Regions from separate parts of the Homo sapiens genome. Here region 1 is linked to region 2. Evidence: read pairs that join two places in POLR2A ChIA-PET (ENCODE). Cell type or tissue: A673. All regions are shown on one strand. Links, peaks and the distances in the headings refer to the core of each region. The heading gives the core; the rest is flanking DNA.

Evidence for each region. Peaks named below come from ENCODE experiments on the same cell type or tissue, not always from the same donor. Only the 100,000 strongest peaks of a DNase experiment are listed, where the experiment ranks them.
Region 1: POLR2A ChIA-PET joins it to region 2 with 5 read pairs; 2 of 35 experiments call an interaction of 5 or more read pairs at or near these places.

The regions. Positions count from the first base shown.
Region 1 is chr13:36,495,806-36,503,877 of GRCh38, forward strand. No RefSeq gene overlaps it. Among named protein-coding and RNA genes, the nearest start is that of CCNA1, 67 kb to the left of the region's middle. In A673, for the core only: no CTCF peak of the experiment used is centred there; a DNase peak (open chromatin) is centred at 3,776; H3K27ac peaks cover 1,952 bases.
Region 2 is chr13:36,047,070-36,055,141 of GRCh38, forward strand. All of the region lies in intron 3 of DCLK1 (doublecortin like kinase 1), which reads right to left. Among named protein-coding and RNA genes, the nearest start is that of DCLK1, 80 kb to the right of the region's middle. In A673, for the core only: no CTCF peak of the experiment used is centred there; a DNase peak (open chromatin) is centred at 4,212.

The sequences.
Region 1 (8,072 bases), core at 1,118-6,117, 450 kb after region 2:
GAATCCACACTCAGAAGAGTGCTCCTGGCTTCCTACGTGTGCTACTTCTCTTGCTATTCCCAGGGCATATTGCCTGGTGGTCTGCAGAGTGAGCATTCTGGTCTGATTCTCCCAAAGACAAGAGGAAGAGAGGAAACCAACCTTCAATGAGTGCCTTCATTAGGTCAAGTATCTTCTTGTTTAGGGTTCACAACAATACTAGGAAGGCATTATTCTCAGAGTAACCTGACAGAGATCACAGGACAAAGCAGTGGCCAAGCCGGGATTTGGACATGAATCTGCCCATCTCCAAAGCCCACGCTCTTCCACTCATTCCACATGGATGCTATAGCAGGGACCACTCAGTGTCACGTTTGCTCTTGGATTCTGGAATCAAGTGCTTATCTTCCAAAAAGTATTGTTTTTAATCTCATGTATGGTGTTCATTACATTTAACTTTTAACAAAGTCACTAATGATCTTTAAAAAAAAATTCCCAATGGAGTGTGAGCTTCTGAAAAAGCAAATACTATGTCTTATTGTCTTATCTCTGTAATCCCCACAGTGCTAGCATGACACCTTCATAGATGCAAGGATTGCGTGTGCATGTGCATGTGTGTGTGTGTGAAATGAATGGACATTCTTTCTTCACTTATCCCTGCTCCCTGTGACCCTATGTAGGTTCTTTGCCTCCTGCTCCTATAACTTCTGCACTTCTTCTGGAGCTATTTAATACATAGACTTCGGTTCCTCTATTTAGCTTCCAGAGACTATTTTATCTTGATTTCTCTATACGTGCTGGATTTGGGACTCATAGAGTCCTTTTTTCTTGCACATACTCTGTTTTCCCCAGTACATTGTCTCCTGGGATCTTGGCTGTGTCTTGGACCCAGAAGCTTCCTATACCTGGATGCAAAGACTGCCTTGAGGGAATGGAAAAGACTTTACATAGGTTGAGGTGACACATGAAGCAGACTTTGAAGATGAGAGGGAATTTTCAAGTGGAGATGAAAGTAGAGAAAAGGTATCTTAAGGAAAGGAAAAGGTATGTGTGATGGTTTATTTGAAGATCTGTGAGAAATTTAATGTCACTGGAGCCAATAGTGAGTAGTGGAAGATGAGGTCAAATTAACTTTTTAGTAGGATAGTTTTTCTTTTTCTACTTGTTTCTCAGCGTGAGGCAATGGAATGCAAAAACGACTCTTCCGAGTTAATGTCCATGGCTCTTGGAAGAGTATTGCAGCCCTGGGAGAGAATGTCTCAGTTCTGGAACCACTAGACAGAAGAGTTTGTGTTTCTCCTGAAGAGCTTCAGGGATAGAGGGAGCTCCCCAAGATTATAATTCTTCCCACCAGTTTTCTAATACTTGCTGGTCAGAAATGTCTGCTTTCCAACTAACATCTGATTTTTAAAAACCATTTTAGGTAGAATAGATGAAGTTTCCAAAAATCTTATGCTGTCCCTTAAGGATTTAAATGTTTTAAGCTTATTTTAAATGCAGCTATTTATTAGAAAACATTGGGAAATTATTAATCATTTCATCGTTTAAATAAACATTAATGTTGTAGAGTGTTTTTTTGATATGCACGATATTTTTTCTGAACTAAATTGAAATCACTTTTTCTATGCAATGTTTTTATCACTTGCAGCCTTAAAATTTTAATTATGAATAATGTAAATATCTGAGAAGAAAACTTTGATTCTGTTAGGCATTTTCCTCAGGTTGAGAAAAAAGTACTTGGCCTTTTAAAGTTGGAGATTTCTACTTTAGAAAAGTCCTGTAAAACAGTGTGATGGTCTAAGTGTATTAGAATAAAATATACCTAATGATTAATTTTAATTTTTGTCGATTTTGAATTTTTAGGAAAGCTTAAGTAGCACAAATACAGTGCAATAATTTTATCTATAGACAAAATGTTTATGTTAAATCTTCTCCATCAATCTCTATTTCCAGGAGTTTAATTCATCCTGGCCCTTCCACTCACTCTCTGTGTGATTTTGGGCAAGTCATTTCTGTGCCTCAATTTCCTCATTTTTGAAATGGAGATAATAATAATAATAACAATTACGGTAAGGATTAAAATGAATTAATATTTATAAAGTTCTTAGAACAATGCCTGGCACTTAGTAAGCATTCAACAAATCTTAGTTAAACTTAAAAAAAATTTTACCAGCCTGGCGTGGTGGCTCACACCAGTAATCCCAGCACTTTGGGAGGCCGAGGCGGGCAGATCATGAGGTCAGGAGATCGAGACCATCCTGGTTAACACGGTGAAACCCCGTTACTACTAAAAAATACAAAAATTAGCTAGGTGTGGTGGTGGGCACCTGTTGTCCCAGCTGCTTGGGAGGCTGAGGCAGGAGAATGGCGTGAACCCGGGAGGCAGAGCCTGCAGTGAGCCAAGATTGCGCCACTGCACTCCGGCCTGGGCGACAGAGTGAGACTCCATCTCAAAAAAAAAAAAAAGAGAAATATTTTGTTTTACCTTAGATACCTCAGCAATTATTATGTGTTTGCTGCTATTGTAGCAAAGTCACAGAGGAAAAATTTGGGTCTATTTTTCCAATATAATGAGACTCAGAAAAACTCTGAACATTAAAATTTTAAATAATTTTGTTATAAATATAGGTCTTCTAATGTCTTCCCATTTGGGAAAAGACTTACCACAGATGACAGGTTCTCCCTTCAATGTCTAGGGAGACAAGTCTCTGGCATTCTAATAAACTGCAAGGAATATATTCACATTCTTTCACGTTCATATTCCCAGGAAACAAGAAGTAGCAAAATCCAGCACTGCCTCTTCATTAAATTTAGGAACAAAACTCATCCTTTAATTGAATTCTTATCTAATGACTCAGAGCTTGGAGGCAATCTGATACCTTTAATTTGGAAGTTTATTATGTATGTTAATGAAGACAAAATCATGATTATCTAGTTCTTGTTTGCCCTCTGTCACCCTGTCTCTTACATACTACACCACTTCCCACACCCAAATATATTGATTGTTGATTAATGAGAGTAAGCTTTTCTTTTTTCTTTTTTTTTTTATAAGAAGCACATATTGGAGCTGGGGGGTGTAATTGATCCTTCCTTCTTTCTCCAGGGACTGGTGATTTAGTTCTTGGTTGATGATTGGGTAGAGAGTGGAAGCCACGGTAATGGTGAACAGCAGAAATCTGAGGGATTCTAAAGATACTAGTGTTCAGGGAGAAGGATGACCTCTAAAAGGGAATAAAAAACAAGGACAATGAGTTTACATGGCTCTATACTAATGGGAAAATACACACCTCTCAAACAATAGGTGATGTTATAGTGAAACTTTCCGGAGTGGGTGTAAAGAGAAACAATCCTGACAAGCAGAAGGCAAATGTGCATAAGAGACTGGAGGGAGGAAGCAAATATACATCCAAAGAAGCATGCATCTCAGAAATCCAGGATTATTAAAATAGCTCATACATCGAAAAGCAGAGCTATTCCTAGTTCTTCTGCATGTCAGTTTGTTGCTAAGTGCCACCTGGCATGTGTACTTTGAAACTGGGAATTTTATTCCTAGGAAAAGTGTGTAAATGTTTTCCTGCCAGCAGACATAAACAGTGCTAATAGCAGCAGTGTTAAGCTGTGTCTTCTAAGACCTATCAATTTGTGGAGCTTAATTCTTTTCTTAGATCTCAAGACCCCATGTTCTTCCTGCATCGGTTTTACAATCTCTGAAGTAATTAAGCTTCATCTAATAATTCTTTCTAGCTCCACAGTGGTTGCAGTAGCTGTGCTTTCCGCCACTGAAAAACCAAGAGTTATCCATTATAAATGCTGATTTGTGAGTTCTGAGAAAGTATACAGGAAACCAGAACTCCTGAAGCTGACTCGCTATAACTCATGTTACTCAGCTGCATCAGGGGATTGACAGCTGGACAACCCTCCATCTGCAGGCATTGGTTTTTCTCCTCTTGGGTGCCTTCCTTACCTTTCTCCAGTCTATGTATTCTCAGAAAGCCTCTTCCCAAAACTCTAGGGCACCACTGTCCATTTTCACTTTTTGTGACTATGAAAATATTCTACATTAGAAATGTCTACTGTGGTAACCACTAGCCACATGTAGCTACTGAACACTTGAATGTGGGTACTGTGGCTGAGAAACTAACTTTAAAAAGTTTCATTGAAGTATAATTGACACACAGCAAGTTGTACATATTTGAAATGTACAATTTGATAAGCTTTGACTATAAATAGACACATGAAAACAACACCCAATTAAGATAATGAACATAGCCATCACCCCGAAGAGTTTCTTCATAACCCTTTTTTAATCCTTCCACTCCACTCCTCCATCCTCAGGCAACAACTGCTCTGTTTAATGAAACTAAGGATTAGTTTGCATATTTTAGAATTTTATATAAATGAAATAATAAAGTAGTATGCAATCTTTTTTATCTGGCTTCTTTTTTTGTTTGTTTGTTTGTTTGTTTTGAGATGGTGTTTCGCTCTTGTTGCCCAGGCTGGAGTGCAATGGCATGATCTCAGCTCGCCGCAAACTCCGCCTCCCAGGTTCAAGCGATTCTCCTGCCTCACCCTCCCGAGTAGTTGGGATTACAGGCATGTGTCACCATGCCCGGCTAATTTCGTATTTTTCTTAGAGACGGGGTTTCTCCATGTTGGTCAGGCTAGTCTTGAACTCCCGACCTCAGGTGATCTGCCCTCCTCGGCCTCCCAAAGTGCTGGGATTACAGGTGTGAGCCACTGCGCCCGGCCTTGTTTGGATTCCTTTACACAGCAAAATTATTTTTGGATTCAGTCATGCTGTAACATATATTTAATATATCCATAGTTCATTTCTTTTTATTACAGAGCAGTATTCCATTAGATGGATATACTACAGTTTTTCTATTCAACATGTTGATGGATACTTGGATGTTTTCCAGTGTTTGAAGATTACAGATAAAGCCGTGAACATTCATGTACAAGTTCTTGTATGGACAGATCCGTTCACTATTTTTTGAGTAAGAACCAACCTAGGATGGGAATGGTGGCATCTTGTAGTGAATGCATGTCTAACTTTCGAAGAACTGTCAACCTGTTTTCCATCTGTAGTTTATGAGAGTTCTAGTTCCTCCACATTCTTGCCATAGTTAGTCTGTTTAATCTTTTTAACTTTGATCATTCTAATAGGTTTGTAATAGCATCTTATGTGGTTTTAGTTTACATTTTTCTAAGGAATAATGATGTTGAGCACCTTTTCATGTGCTTGTTTGCCATTTGCATGTCTTCTTTGGTGAAGTGTCTGCTTGGATCTTCTGCCGATTATTTTTGGGCCGCTTGTTTTCTTATTGAGTTTCCAGAGTTTTTAAAAATATATATTCTGGATACAAGTTCTTTATAAGATATATTGTTTTGAACAATTTTATGCTAGTTTCTTGGATGCCTTTTCATTTCTTAACAGTGTCTTTTGAAGAACAGAAATTTCTAATTTGGAAGAAGTCCAATTTATAACTTTTTAATGGATTATGCTGTTATTGTTGTGTCCAAGAAATCTTTGCCTAACATGAGGTCATAAAGATTTTCTCTTATGTATTTTTGTAGCTATTTTAAAGGTTTAGATTTAACATTTAGGTCTGTGACCCACTTCATGTTCATTTTTGTGTATATTATACACAAGGTATAGATCCAAGTTCTTTTAAAATTTTAATTTGGATATCAAATTTTCTCAGCATCATTTGTTGAAAAGACTATCCTTTCTCTATTACATTGCCTTTGAACCTTTGTCAAAATCAGTTTTCCAAATATGCATGGATTTATTTCTGGGCTGTTTATTCTTCCTTGTTGATCTATTTGTCTATCATCTTGCAAAAACCTTGTTTTTTTGTTTTGTTTTGTTTTGTTTTTTGTTTTTTTTTTAGATAGAGTCTCGCTCTGTTGCCCAGGCTGGAGTGCAGTGGTGTGATCTTGGCTCACTGCAACCTCCGCCTCGCAGGTTCAAGTGATTCTCCTGCCTCAGCCTCCTGAATAGCTGGGATTACAGGTGCCTACCACCATGCCTGGCTTATTTTTGTATTTTTAGTAGAGATGGGGTTTCACCATGTTGGCCAGGCTGGTCTCGAACTACTGACCTCAAGTGATCTGCCTGCCTCAGCCTCCCAAAGTGCTGGGATTACAGGTGTGAGCCACTGAACCAGTCCCATGTTGTTTTTATTTCTGTAGATTTATAATTCTTGAAATCAGGTAGTGCCAGTCTTCCAACTTTGTTTTTCTTTTTCAACATTATTTGTTTATTCTAGGTAGATTTTATTTCTACAAGAATTTTATAAAATTTATCAATTTCTATTTTTAAAAAGCTCCCTGGGATTTTTATTGTAATTGTATTGGCTCTATATATCAATTGAAGGAGAACCACATCTTACCAACATTTATCCTCCTGACCCATGAAGAGAGTGTATCATTCCATTTATTTAGGTCTTCCTTATGTTTTGCTAGTAATATTCTATAGTTTTCAATACATGGTTCACATCTTTTTCAGATCTATCCCTAATATTCCTTGATGCAATTGTAAAAGCATTTGCATTTTTAATTTTAATTTTGGGTTATTCATTGCTAAAATACAGAAGTACAATTGATTTTTTTTTTTTTTTTTTGAGACAGTGTCTGACTCTGTCACCCAGGCTGGATTGCAGTGGCATGATCTCAGCTCACTGCAACCTCCACCTCCTGGGCTCAAGCCAACCTCCCAGCTCAGCTTCCCGAGTAGTTGGGACTACAGGTGCATGCACGCCCAGCTAATTTTTGTAGTTTTTGTAGAGACGAGGTCTCACTATGTTGCCCAGGCTGGTCTGAAACTCAAGCAGTCCACCTGCCTTAGCCTCCCAAAGTGCTAGGATTACAGGCATGATCTACCGCACCAAGCCTGATTTTTGTAAATTGATAATATATTCTGCAAAAGTCCTTGTACTTTCCATTGGATTTTCTACATGTTTTCTGCAAATAAATACAAGTTTGTTTCTTCCTTTCTAATCCAGATGCCTTTTCTTGCGTTATTGCAATGACTAAGAACCTTCAGTTCAATATTGAATGCAAGTACTGAAAGTAGAATCTTTGTTCCTGCTCTTGGTGGGAAGTGTCCAGCTTTTCTCCAGTAAATGTGATGTTAGCTGTAGATTTTTCACAGATGCCCTTTATAAGAATGAGGAAGATCCTTTCTATTCTTAATTTCATGAGAGTATTATTAGGAATGGATGTTGGATTTTTGTCAAATGTTTTATATATGTCTATTGAAATTATCATACAACTTTTCTGTTTTAGTTAATTTATATATGAATTACATTATTTTTTGAAGGTTAAAGTAAACCTCACTTGGTCATAATGTACTAATGGGTTTGATTTGCTAAATTTTGTTTATATTTTTTGCATATATTTTTATAAGGGTTTTTTCCTATTTCTTTTAATGTCTTTGTCTGGTTTTGGTATCAGGGTAATACTGGCCTGGTCTCATAGAATGAGTTGGGAATTAATTCATCCTCTTCAATTTTTGAAAAATTATTTGTTTAGAATTGATGTTATTTCTTCCTTAAAGGTTTGGCAGAATTTACCAGAGAAGACATCTGGGCCTGAACTTTTCTCTGTGGAAAGGTTTTAATCTATAAGTTTGATTTCTTCAATAATATAGGACTATTTTAGTTATCTATTTCTTCTTGAATGAATTTTAGAAGTTTCTGTCTTTCAAGGAATTTGTCCATTTCATCTAATTTGTCATTTACTGGCATAAAGTTATGCAAAATATTTCTCTATTATTCTTTTAATATCTGTAGAATCTGTAGTGTGTTCACTTCTCTTATTCATAGGTTAGTAATTTGTGTCTTCTTTATTTCCTGGTTACTTTGGCTAGATATTCATTAATTCTATTGATCTTCTCAAATAATCAGCTTATGTTTTATTGATTTTCTCTTGTTTTACTGTTTTTATTTGTTTTTTCTTTTATGTTTTATTTTATTTATTTATTTATTTTGAGATGGAGTCTTGCTCTGTCACCCAAGTTGGAGTGCAATGGTGCGATCTCAGCTTACTGCAACTTTCGCCTCCCAGGTTCAAGCAATCCTCCTGCCTCA
Region 2 (8,072 bases), core at 2,087-7,086:
ATACAAAAATATGCTCAACATCAGTAGTCATCATGAAAATGCAAATTAAAACTACAATGAGATATCTCACACCTGATAGAATGGCTACTATCAAAAAGACAAAAGATAACAAGATTTGGCGAGGATGTGGAGAAAAGGGAACCCCTTGTACACTGTTGGTGGGAATGTAAATTAGTACAGCCATTAATAGAAAACAGTATGGAGGTTCCTCAAAAAATTAAAGATGGAACCACCCTACTATCCAAGAATCCCATTTCTGTATATATCAAAGGATATGAATCAGTGTGTCAAAGAGATCTGCACTTTCATGTTCACTGCAGCATTATTCACAGTAGCCAAGGTATGGAAGCAATCTAAGTGTCAATCAATGGATAGATACATGGGTTAAAAACATAGTATATATATCTGCATGTACACAATGGAATCCTATTTAGCCTTAAAAAAAGAAGGAAATCCTGTCATTAGCAACAACATGGATGAACCTGGAGGACATTATGCTAAGTGAATAAGCCAGGCACAGAAAGACAAATACTGCATGATCTCAGTTACATGTGGAATCTATAGTAGTTGAACTCATAGAAATGGAGAGTAGAAAGGTGGTTACCAGAGATTGGAAGAGGGAATTGGGAATATGTTGGTTAAAAGATACAAAATTTCAGTTAGGACAGAAGTATAAATTCAAGAGATCTATTGTACATCATAGTGACTATAATGAGCAATAGTATATCAAATACCTGAGGGCTGGGTGTGGTGGCTCATGCCTGTAATCCCAGCACTGTGGGAGGCTGAGGCACGAGGATCACTTGACCCCAGGAGTTCTTGAGGCTGCAGTGAGCTAGGATCGCACCACTGAACTCCAGCGTGGGCGACAGAGTGAGACCTTGTCTCTAAAAAACCCCAAACCAATATATCGTATACTTGGAAACTGCTAGGAGAGTAAACTTTAAGTGTTCTCCCCACAAAAATATGATATGGGTGTAAAGTAATGCATATTTTAATTTGCCAGATTTAGTCATTCCACAATGTATGCATATATTAAAACATCATGTTGTATATCATAAGTATAATTTCTGATTTGTCAATTAAAAATTAAAAAGTAGTCTGTGAATGCCAAGCTGGAGCCAACTGATATATTTAGCATTGGATATATGCTAAAACTGGAAACCTTTCACTAGGGACAAAGCATTTCTGATAAAGTTCTTGATAATATTTTAAATGTTAGCCCAAGAAAGAAACAACTAAAACAGTATAAAAATATTCTTTTATATTGTTTAGGAAATCAATAACTATTATATATATTGACAGGCACCTAAAGACAATATTATTTTTCTTTACACAAAGTAATACTGTTTATATTTTCCTTTGCAAGTTTATGGAATGCAGATTACATTTAAACTTTCTGATCTCAAAATACACCGCTATTATAAAGAATGTATATTCTCAGTCTTGGGTTTCCCTCAGTGTGGTAAAGTCCTGAGTCCCTCTGAACCATTTGGCAGACTGTCTCACTCAACTGAATAATTTCCAGGTTATTTGTCACCTTAAAACAAATGAGGCTGTACATTCAATTCAGTGATGTCCAAGAATAACACACTAGAAACAGCACTAAATTGGAAAATAAGAGACTTTACTTTCAGCTTTACTAATAAGCTGTGTGCTCCTGGGAAAGTCAGCTTCTCTCTTTCCTTGACAGTGATGGTCAAGATCCTGCATAGTGTGCAAGTTTACGACTGCCATTATTCTTGAGCATTGGTAAGCTGGGGTCACAGCACCTGTGGGCAAATGCTGCAAAAGCCTCAGGACTCCGGATTCTGGCTCCTTCCACTCTGGAAATAGCTTTGGCTTTGGAAATCTATCCAGTAGCATTGCTGGGCTGGAAGTGGAGGGAGGCTGGGAGTGGTTTCACATGTAATTTCCTACCCATGATGATTTACCTTATCTCCTCATCTTATCTCATTCTGTTTCTTTTTTCTCCCTTTAAACTCTATCTCATGACTTCCATGCACTTTCCATCTTATTCTCCTTCACATCACTTTCCAAAGACAATAGAAAACCCAAGAAAATGAAACTAAGTATTGCAGAAAAAAGGAAGCCTTTGTTTTCTGGACCTCCTGATTATGAGATGCAGGATTGAAGAGCCTGTGTACTATTTTAGATTGTTTAGTACTGCACCTGACCATATCAAGTAAGTGTGGCTGCTTAAGAAACATGAGCATATTCTGATTTTTGCTAAGAATGTGTCAATCCATCCCCAAATTCTAATGACCTGAAAGAGTAAATGCATATCTGAAAGCCTCTAACATGTCTCTTTCAGGAGACATTTAATGCACTGTGGCAATCTGGTTGTTGCATAGATCCCTTCCATTAAAGTATTATTTTCTAAAATAAACTTTCCCATTCTTTGTCCATTTTATTTTCCAATATTCCAAGTCCTCTAAGACAGTTTCCTGGCTGTCCCATGTGGTCTAACAGAATCCTTTTCCAATTACTATTTTTAAAATTAGATAAAAATTCATGTTTTCTATCTTAATTATCTGTTACCCTTTTATATGATCTTTTGTTAAATGTCTCAAAAATTTTATCCCAAAGATGGCAATAAATCTGTTCCACTATTCAAGTTCATAATTTAATTTTCTTTGAAATCATATTTGCAGTTTTGCAAGTATTTTAAAAAATATGTATAAGTCCTTACCCTTATAAAATTGGCTATGGAAAGAGAGCAAAAGTAACAATAACAGTGGAGTTGTCAGAATAAAAATAAAATACAAAGACTCTAATATATTATGTTAAAATCATTCAATACAAATATGACTGAAAACCAGCAGAGTGCTGAAAAATATTTAACAACTGGCTTTTTGCTGAGGTGGGTGGAATCCCTGATTTGTAATGACTGCTGATTTCCCTGGTATAAATGCTCCCTCCATGACATCCATAGCTAATTTACAGCTACCAAGTGTTTAACAACTGGCTCAGAAAATTCTGGAAATTTTAACAGTCAGCTCAAGTGAGCTGGTACACGCCAGCTCCAGCACATAGTTGGAGCCTACTATGTTTAAAGCACTGTTAAACTTTCATTTTATAACTGAATAATACTTTAACATATAACTGCTATCATCATTAGAATCTTTGGGCCTATTAATAGTTGATGTTTAATAATATCTTTTACACAAATAGCTCTGGGGAGTGAGGAAAAATCATATTTCTTAGTCAACCTCAAATATCTTGATATACTAAAAAGTTAATTGAAGAAAGCCAACATGAGTTAAATAAGCAATCATTGAACAGAATTTTTAACACAGCCATAGTGTACTACTCTAGTGTGTGCTGATGGATGTTAAATTCTTGGTGGACTTGAACAATAACAATGATGTAGCTGAAATTAAATTCAACAGAGAGGGTCAGGGAGAATTGAGTGCCAACCAGCACCAGAAGATCACAAAATCCTAATTTGGTTTGCAACCTTTAAGAATCCCAATGCCAATTCCCTTATCCTGCCATAAAATCTACCCATTCAGGCAGTTGTGACATGTGAGGATTAGGCCCCATTATTTCATTCGTTTTTTAAATGTGCTTTCCCTTTATACCAAAGGATTAACTTAATCTCGTCCTTCATTATGCATGAGGTTCAAGTTCTCCTTCAAATTATAGGATTTGCACTAGTGCACACCATCTCCACCGGTGTCCCTTGTGATTAACCTGATTCAGTTCATTTCTCTATTTACTGAGTGTGAGCGTCTTCTCCATATCAGGAGCTGTGTCAGGATTCAAAGATGCTCAAGGACATCCCTTGCTCTCTGGTCATCAAGTGGACCAGTTCAGAAACCAGTCAGGAATGAGGAGTGCCAGTAGGTCATGTAAAAAACATGAAAAGTTAAACTTGGCCTGTAAGCCCAGTGACATGTCAACAAGCCATTCACAACAATGATACATCAGCCAATGAGAAGTGATGCTACAGAGGCTAAAACACATTTCACTCCACCCCAAACACTAAAGTGCTTAAGGGCCAAAGTACAACCCATTTCCTTTCGTATTATTTACTACAAAATAAATGAATAGATATTTAAGAAATTTTAAAAATGAGGAGAAGATAAAAGCACCATAATCAAAACATTTTTCTGATCTCCCCTTCTTAGACACTAATCCTTCCAGCTCATGTTTGCATAATCTTTAAGGATTCATTTTTTGCCTATCTGGTCATCAAGGTCCCTGGAGACTCTTCAGTGTTTCAACACATCATAATGAAAAGGACTGATGACTTCTCAACCACCAAACCTCACCAGCCATCTCACTTGAAAAAGTAGCCTCATAATCACTTTACTGCTCAACCATATTCACACTTTCAGATGCCAAAAGATTATTTTCCTTTATGTACAAGTCAATTTTTTTTTATTTCTTTAACAACACATAAGTACATTTGTCTTGCTTTATTCTTGCTGGTTTAGATTATAAAACCCTCTGTGTGGTCTTTTAATCCTTACCCTCATGTTCATGGGCACTCTCTTTTGTTAATAACCATGACAATTTTTTTGAAATTCACTCGTCTTTTCATTCTGTTCATTCAGTCACTAAATCTCATCTAACACATGGCACTGGTTTTCTCTCTGAAATTACCCTGATTTAAGCGAAGAATGGTAGCTTGTTTTACAGTAGTGAAAAATCAAAGTAAAGTTGAGAATGAACACTAAGGTACTATTCAGCCTCACCTTTCTTTGGACTAAAAGTACAATGCCCCTTTTTTTCTCAGTAGCAGCTTTCTGAACTTCAATACTTTCCTTATTATAGTGATAGCCATCTAGAAAGCTATGTTTACCGATTAATAAAAGAAGAACCTTAGAAGGGAATGAATCTGTTCAGAAAAAGGCCCTATGCTATGTAGAAGGGAAAAGATCTTTAATGAAAGTTAAATTACCTTCTTAGAATTAAAGGCTGCCATTCACAGGAAGCCTGAGCCCCCCAGGTGATTTGGAATACAACTCCACTTTCATCACTATCACTTTAGAGATGGCAAGTAATAGCTGCTACTTTATTTTAAAAATATCCCCCACCATTCAAACCTCTTTTTACTTGAGAAACTCAACTTATATCTCATCACGGAACTTGCTCTCATCACTGAGCTTATATGGTGCAATTAGTAATTGCCTTTTGAGATGTTTCCTTTTATCTGGGCACTGAATAACTCACTTTCTTGCTTGCTATGATAACAGAACTGTATTAGATGACGAGAAAATCATCTCACTACTCTTAGCAATGACAAGATCATTACCCTACAGAAATTCAAAGAAGAATTTGTTTTATAAGGAGCAAAGTAGAGAGGATATCATGTGAGAAAGAAAGGCAATATTCCTGGGTCACTCAGCAAGTCCAGGTAGCAAAGAGCCTCAAAATCTGAGTAATAAAAATATAGAAATGACCAACCTTAGGTTGATAATTCATTCATTCTGTGAAAATCCAAGGAGCTCTAAGACTCTAGGACAAACACTAGGAATAGGTAGTTAAATAAGACACGAATTTTGCTCATAAGGGGTTACATAGTCTCTTAGAAAGACAGACTTGTAAACAAACACTGAAAACATGAGAAGTAAAGGAGACGTATTCAAATTGCTGTGAAATTGAAAAGCCAAAAGAATCAAAGCTCAACCCAAAAGGATGAAAAGAAAACTGTACCTCTAGGCTTAGAAAGTACTGCTCCATGTCATTATGTGATGGATGGGTAAATGAGTGCATATGCACACAGAAGTCATAGAAGCTAGCCTGTAGGAGAGACGTCTATGAACCCCTAGACAAACCACACTCCCCACCCAAACACTCATTCTGTCCTTGAATCTGCTGCCAACCTTCTGCTAAGTAGTCTCTCAGCCTGAGTCCTATGACTGAGCTTCTTTGAGGATGGGGTGCTTACAATCTCTGAGGCAGTCACTACCTTGGGAAGTTCCATTTGTTTTCCCTTGTATTTAGCTGAAATCTCTTTTCCCTTAGCTTCAACCAATTGGCATCAGTTATTTCCTCCAAATTCTGTTAGAGAGTGCATTCCAATTACTAAAGATGCTAAGTAAACAAGTATTAAAAGGAATGCTATATTTAAGGCTGCCTGATCTTTCTACTTACTATGAAATGCAACACACATTGATTGAGTGCCTACTAAATGAAAGAACTGTGTGAGGTACTAGGCGGCCACTGGAATAAGAGAACAAATCTGCCTACAAGAAGCTCACAGTCTAGCGAGCGGGGCAGGTATGTACCTTCATAATAAGGGGCAGAACAGGATTATCATCACAGAGAAAGACAAGTCAAGTAGAACAAGGGCTCAGCGGATGCAGAGATCACTTTCTACTTAGTAAATCTGGAAATAGCCATGGAGAAAGGAAAATGCAAAATTAACAGAGTCAACCAATACTTATTTACCGTCTACTATGTGCTAGGTAGTGTTTGGGGGACTGAGGTTACAGCAGCACATCTAACATTTGAGGTCTTTACTTCCAAAGAGATTAGATTTTAGAGAAAGGAGACATAGACAAGTGTGACATATATTTCACAATGTGTGTGTATATAGTATCACGATATATATATATATAAATTATATGTATTATATATTGTGACATATATATGTCATAGGGTGATAATGATAAAGGGGACAGTGCTGCCGGGTGGGGGGCAGGTTTCTATTTCAGATAAGAGGAACACCTCATATGGGGACTTCTAAGCACAAACATTAAGGAAGTGAATAAGCAAGCTATGCAGATATCTAGGGGAAGAGATAGGTCTTGAAGATGAGATCTGGTGTTACCCAGGAGACTCTGGAATGAAAAGCACACACTGAGGCATAAAGAGAGGAAGCTACCTGACACAAAGGGAAACAGCATGTGCTGCAGTTTGGTGTAATGCAGGATTAGTGTAAAAGCCATGGAAGATAAAGGATAGAAAAGCAGAATTGGATAGCAATTCTCCATGACACTTCTACATGTCTGATGACAGCTTTTGTCTTAGATTATCTTTGCAAATTTGTGGGTCGAGCAAACAGCCTTGGAAGATAGAGACAATGTCTTTTTTCAGGGTAAAGGGCATATTTGTTTCATCACCAGGATAATGTCCTTGGCTGGGGCAAAGGCTTGGTAGCAACCCTTATAAGATAGGGGGCTTTCTAAGCTTGGAATTTCTCAGCAGTGACACATCATCAGTATATGCCCAGGAATCCCCGAGGCTACTCCACATCTCCAGCATGGGACTCATGGGGAAAACCAGTACAAACATGGAGCTCATGTTGCCTGCTGTGCTGTAATAAAGTCCTTCATTTCTGACCCAGGAGTTTTCTATCTTTTGCCAGTATCCATGAAAATGTGACAGTCTAACTTTTTAGCTTGCAAATAAAGTAAATCTCAGGACCTTCACAACATAGCTGGGCTATTATTATGCTAATAACTAAACACTGAGTTGAGAAACTTCCATTCTACTTGGGAGAGGGGTAGGGGAAGTACAGAGAAACAACCAACCAAACAAACAGACACTTGATAGAATGTCAGGTAGTCACAAATGAACAATAAAGTAAGATAAAAGGACAGAGTAATGGGGATGCTATTTTAGATATGGTGATCAGGAAAGGCCTCTATGAGGAGGTAAATGTGAGCAGAGACCTGAAAAATAAAATGAAGCAGCTGCTTGCTATGGTTATGTCTATTTAAGAGATAAGGAAACAGAAGCTAGGAGTGTGTATCTTGCTGAGGTCTTGTCCACACTAACGAGTTGTGCATTTGTCACAGCTTACACAACTAACAAGCTGGGGACTTGTTACACAACTAGTTACACAACTAACAAGTTGTATATTTGCCACTACATAAAAAGTAGTGCGGTGGGGATATGAACCATGGCATCATGAATCCTGCCACACTATGCGTTCTGTATATACTCATCTCTAAGGGGTAATGAGCACTCAAACTATGGAGAATGCAGTAGGAGTTATGAGAAGGAGCAGATCTGAAAAACAGCAAGAGACAGATTTCACAAAACTGGTCACTGGGTTCGCTGAAAAGGCAAATAAAGAGATTAGAGAGGACTCAGAGCCTTTAAGCATGGATGGC